Linked DNA regions of Homo sapiens: region 1 is linked to region 2. Evidence: read pairs that join two places in POLR2A ChIA-PET (ENCODE). Cell type or tissue: Panc1. All regions are shown on one strand. Links, peaks and the distances in the headings refer to the core of each region. The heading gives the core; the rest is flanking DNA. Region 1 has its middle 42 kb from the start of LINC01714. Region 2 overlaps LINC03154 (long intergenic non-protein coding RNA 3154).

The links. ChIA-PET counts read pairs that join two places held together with the same protein. Peaks named below come from ENCODE experiments on the same cell type or tissue, not always from the same donor. Only the 100,000 strongest peaks of a DNase experiment are listed, where the experiment ranks them.
Region 1: POLR2A ChIA-PET joins it to region 2 with 28 read pairs; 5 of 35 experiments call an interaction of 5 or more read pairs at or near these places.

Annotation. Positions count from the first base shown.
Region 1 is chr1:8,165,350-8,168,266 of GRCh38, forward strand. No RefSeq gene overlaps it. Among named protein-coding and RNA genes, the nearest start is that of LINC01714, 42 kb to the right of the region's middle. RefSeq lists enhancers at 360-654, 1,600-2,273. In Panc1, for the core only: no CTCF peak of the experiment used is centred there; no DNase peak of the experiment used is centred there; H3K27ac peaks cover 2,500 bases.
Region 2 is chr1:8,271,565-8,274,481 of GRCh38, forward strand. The region is part of intron 1 of LINC03154 (long intergenic non-protein coding RNA 3154); the gene reads left to right. Among named protein-coding and RNA genes, the nearest start is that of LINC03154, 14 kb to the left of the region's middle. In Panc1, for the core only: no CTCF peak of the experiment used is centred there; no DNase peak of the experiment used is centred there; H3K27ac peaks cover 1,821 bases.

The sequences.
Region 1 (2,917 bases), core at 244-2,743, 110 kb before region 2:
CCTGCCTCGGCCTCCCAGCTAATTTTTTTATTTTGTAGAGACGAGGTCTCGCTTTGTTGCCCAGGCTGGTCTTGAACTCCTCCCCTCGAGTGATCCTCCTGCCTCGGCCTCTCAAAGCCTGCTGGGGATTACAGGCATGAGCCACTGTGCCCAGCTGGGGCTCTTCTCTTTCTAAGTTTTCATAGAATCGTACTCCCCCATCCCCTTTATGGTTGGGGTGGCCATTTGACTTACTTTGACCAATGCAATCTGAGTGCAAGTGACGTCTGTCACTTGGGTGGAAGCTTGCTATGATTTGGCTCTGTATCCCCACCCAAATCTCATCTCGAATCGTAATCCCCAGGTGTCAGGGGAGGGACCTGGTGGGAGGTGATTGGATCGTGGGGGCTGTGTCCCCCATGCTGTTCTCATGGTAGTGAGGGAGTTCTCACGAGATCTGATGGTTTTATGATGGCAGTTCCCCTCCCCCGCCCCCCACGCTTTTCTCCCTCCTGCCACCTTGTGGAGAAGTTGCCTGCTTCCCCTTCAGCTTCCACCATGATTGTAAGTTTCCTGAGGCCTCCCCAGCCATGTGGAACTGTGAGTCAATTAAACCTCTGTCCTCTATAAATTACCCAGTCTCGGGCATTTTGTTAATAGCAGCATGAGAACAGACGAATACAAAGCTCTAAGAGCCAGCGTGCGTTTTGTCCTGTTTCTTCCCCATGCTGCAGTGGCTGTAGGAGTGTATGACAGATAGAGCCTCCCTCTGCCTGGATGACTCTGCCCATGAGAACCTTCTGGATCATACTGGACAGACCGTGTAGAGCTTGAAGGTTGTGTGGGCCCATGCCTGATCTAGCTTGTCTAACCGACAGTTCTATGGGAGTTCACTCAGCACAGGATCTGGAGTGGCTGCTGCAGGGGGTGGGGCTGACCCAGGACCTGAGGATGAGGGGACGGGGTAGGCACAGGGTGGAGGAAGGGTGGGGGCCAGAAACAATTAGAGTCAGGTACCTGCCACCCCCTGGAAGACTTCAACTGAGATGGTTACTTGCAAAGACCACGATCCCACTCAGCTTTTCTTCCAGGGGTAAAACTGCTTCAAGAGTAACCATTACTCAATCTCCCTCTCCAGGGAGATATTCCATTATTGAGCATTTTATTATAGTTCTTGGGTGAATCTGGATTTCTCGCTCTGTGTCTTATGTTTCTTTGAAGTGAATCCAGCAGTAACATATCCCTGCTCTTTTTGGATCACACGATGATCCAATTCTGGTGCCCAAGTGAGAGAAAAGGAAAAAGACAGCTGGTGTGTTTTTGGCAGGACTCCAGTGTAGCAATGGCCAAGGCTTCTCAGAGGGAATTATGTTCTTGTCCAAAGAGCCACCTTTGAGAAGGGGGTGACGGTGTCACCCTGTCTATCTTATGCACGTCCAAGTGCTCACCCATGAAGCTGGACTAGAGATTGAAAAGCACTCCACGCCTGGGCGTTGTGGCTTATGACTGTAATCCCAACACTCTGGGAGACTGAGGAGGGTGGATTACTTGAGTCCAGGAGTTTGAGACAAGCCTGGGAAAATGGTGAAACCCCATCTCTATTTAAATCATTATTTATATATATAAAATAAAAAAGCACCCCACATCCCTTTATTGCTGGAGATCACACTGTTTTTGGTAACTTTCATTGTCTCACTCTTTAGAAGTAATGACATGAATCATTTTAGTGCCAGTGCGAGTTAATTTACCAGCGTGGTTTCAGCATTAAGGCATGGACTGAATTTCAGGAAAATGCTTGTGATTAGCATCGCTTATTGCTATTTTACTTGAAGCTAAAAGATAAATCAGAGAAACAATATCCCAGTAAGGGCCCCCAGCAGGCGGTCCATCCTGACGATGACAGAGGGGGAGGAGGAACAATGGCTACACTTTACTCTGAAGTGGCTACATCACCTTTTTCTGGGCCAAGAAGCCCAGGTGCAGATGTTTTCTCTGCAGGGAGTGTGCTGAGCTGGGTTTTGTGGGCTGCAAACTCCTATCAGAAGTTGATAAAGTTCTGGGCCATTGGTTCTTAGCTGATTGGAGAAGCATTTCATAAGCTTAGAGTGTGAAACACCTAGAGATGAGTCATCCATATGGGCCAGTTCCCCTAAAAAAAAAAAAAAAGTCTCTACTGTTGTAAGCACACACACACACACACACACACACACACACACACACACCTTAAACTTTATCAGGGTCTCAAGTAAGTGATGAAATCGGATGTGAGTGGTGGCTCACGCCTGTAATCTCAGCACTTTGGGAGGCCGAGGTGGGTGGATTGCCTGAGGCCAGGCGTTTGAGACCAGCCTGGCCAACATGGTGAAAGCTCGTCTCTACTAAAAATACAAAAATTAGCTGGGCGTGGTGGCAGACACCTGTAGTCCCAGATACTCAGGAGGCTGAGGCGGGAGAATCACTTGAACCTGGGAGGTGGAGGCTGCAGTGAACCCCGATGGTACCACTGCACTCCAGCCTGGGTGACACAGCGAGACTCTGTCTAAAAAAAAAAAAAGACAGAATCAGATAATGTGTGGACAAGCCCTTCCCAAATTACAACCAGAAAGTGAAATCTGACAGAAGGGAAGAACAGGACAGCCCTGGGAGCTTCTAGTCATTGGAAGAGACCGGGGCTGCATGCAGATGGGGACCCTGTTGACAGCAGCCCCTGCCTGCCATGCTGAGACCCTGCGTGTGTGAGCATCCCCAGCTTGGTGGCTGAGCCATCTCCTTGTACCCCAACCACAACCTCCTCTGTGGCTCCAGTCACATCCTGTCCCTTCAGAAGGCCACTCACAGGACATGCCCTTCCTGTGGTGACTGGTCACCTTATTCATGAAGGAATGACTGAGGACATGACTGAGGTGTAGCAGAGTCAAGCTACACCGTGAGTGTCTGT
Region 2 (2,917 bases), core at 331-2,830:
TTGAAAGCTCCTATTCCTGGCCGGGCATGGTAGCTCATGGCTGAAATCCCAGCACTTTGGGAGGCCAAGGCGGGTGGATCCCCTGAGCCCAGGAGTTCAAGACCAGCCTGGGTAATATGGTAAGAATCTGTCTCTACAGAAAATACAAAAATTAGCTAGGTGTGGTGACGCATGCCTGTGGTCCCAGCTACTTGGGAGGCTGAGGTGGGAGGATCGCTTGAGCCTGGGAGGTTGAGGCTGCAGTGAGCTGAGATCTTGCTACTGCACTGGGTGACAGAGTGAGAACCTGTTTTTGTTTGTTTGTTTGTTTTAAAGAGCCTTTTCCTGTCACCTCTACAATCCCTCTTTTTTTTTTCTTTTGAGACAGAGTCTCACTTTGTCACCCAAGCTGGAGTACAGTGGCATGATCTTGGCTCACTGCAACCTCCACCTCCTAGGTTCAAGTGATTCTCCTGCCTCAGCCTCCCGAGTAGCCGGGACTACAGGTGCCCACCACCACGCCCGACTAATTTTTGTAATTTGAGTAGAGATGGGGTTTCACCATGTTGGCCAGGCTGGTCTCGAACTCCTGAGCTCAGGTGATCCACCCGCCTCGGCCTCCCAAAGCGCTCAGATTACTCTGCAATTCCTCTTATCATGTCACTCCACAAGTTCAGCTACCCAGAAGCTCTCTGAACCCAGTCCTCTTGGGTTTCCATGGAAGCCTCGGGAGGTCAGCATTATTCCCCAAAGGAATGGGGCAGGACCCTGTTAGGATGAGGGTCTTATGAGCCCCATTCAGAAAGGTGAGATGTGCGGGCAGATTAGAGGGAAAACGAGGGCAGGAGATGGTCTGAGAGATTCTGTTTCCCGAGGCCACCTCCTGAGGCCTGATGCCCCCAACATTATAAATAACAAACACTGTAACCAGGGCTATGGGAGTTACGATTTAGGAACTGTGCCCCAAAACGTGTGTGTGTGTGTGTGTGTGTGTGTGTGTGTATGTATACATATAAAAACTTATATATACATATGTAAGTCAGGGTCCAACAATGCCATATATATTATATATGTTATATATACATATATGTATATATGTATAAACATATAAGCTTATATGTACACATATAAACATATATAACATACACATGTAAAATATAAAAATATAAAACACATGTACAAAACATGTTTTATATACATAACACCACAATAGTATTATTTCTCCAAATTCCCCACTAATTTTTTTTTTTTTTTTTTTTTGAGACAGACTCTCACTTTGTTGCCCAGGCTGGAGTGCAGTGGCCCAATCTCAGCTCAAGCAATTCTCCAGCCTCAGTCTCCCAAGTTGCTGGGACTACAGGTGTGCGCCACCACACCCGGCTAATTTTTGTACTTTTAGTAGAGACAGGGTTTCACTATGTTGTCCAGGGTGTCTCGAACTTCTGACCTCAGGTGATCCACCAGCCTCGGCCTCCCAAAGTGCTGTGATTACAGGAATGAGCCACTGTGCCTGGCCTTCCCCACTAATTTCTATCAATTTACCCCACCCTAAAGAGTATTTCTGTTACACGTTCCAAGGATGGTTTTGGGGATTCGTTGCTATGAGCAGACTTTGCCAGCAACTTCCTGAATCTACCAGTTGCTTTTCTTTTTTACAAAGAATATTCTCAAATTGCGCCCAACTAATCAGAGAAAAGAACATTGGCCTTCTTTTCTATCCTTCCTGGCCTTCCTTAACTTTTTCCCCAACCTGAGAAACAAGCCAAAAATGGGAAGAATTATAGCATGCTGCCCTCCAAGTGGGGAGGGTCTACGTGCCAGAATTTCTAGTTAGAAGGGAGAGATTTTCCACTTTATTCTTTAAAAAGAGGTGGCATGTCCCTCTTTTAACAAATATTATCTGCTGCTAGCTACTGCCTAACATTTACATCTGTTGGATACTCTTTGATATTTTTTTCCAGAAACTTTATCTGCTGTCTCAGAAATAAACAATCTTAGAAGCCAGAGTTCCTCAGACTCCTTAAGGAGCTTGTATCCTACCTGTGGAAATTTAAAAAGAAAAAGATTTAAGTAGGAAACTTAACAGATTTATTGGTTTTTATTACAATCTCTAAAAAAACTAGTCATCTTCATGACCAGCCTGGGCAACATGGTGAAACCCCATCTCTTCGAAATATACAAAAATTAGCTGGGTGTGGTGGTGCACACCTGTGGTCCCAGCTAGTTGGGAGGCTGAGGTAGAAGGATTGCCTGAGCTCGGGAGGCTGAGTCCTCAGTGAGCTAAGATCACGCCACTGCACTCTGGCCTGGGTGACAGAGCAAGACTTGGTCTCAAAAAAAAAAAAAAAAAAAAAGGTAGTCACTAGTCATGTGAAAACTACCATCTTAAAACTCTTCCTTCCCAGGACAACCTTTTTATAAAATCAGGAACCAAAGGTGACAGTTGTCACTTGCCCCAGGCAATGACAGCTGAGGACACTGTCCCTGAATTTGGGTTTCTCTTGGGAAAGGGACATCGGCTGACAGCTTTGTGATGTTGGGAGTACAATCATTTTCAAAACAGCCGGTATTTGAAATTGTGTTTCCCGTTCTCCTTTGAGCAAATTTTGTGTTTGTTTTCTATGGTATAAACAGTCTCATTGTGAAGACTGAAAGTATTCATCATGTGATCATAAACACTTGATTATTTCAAGAAGGGGGGATATTAACAAATCCAGAGCTTAAACATTAGAAATTGGGAACTGCAGGTGCCTGAACTGTAGGAATAGCTTCATGGGAGTTCATGTTTCCAAATTTCTAACCTCAAAGCCCAGACAAATACTCAATGCAGCACAAACGCTTCTCTTCTCAGGCTATTCCCCTCTGCATTCTGATTAAAGAAGTGTTCTGGAGAACAAGCCAGATGGGAATAAATCTGGTTTTTCGCTTTTCTCTAATT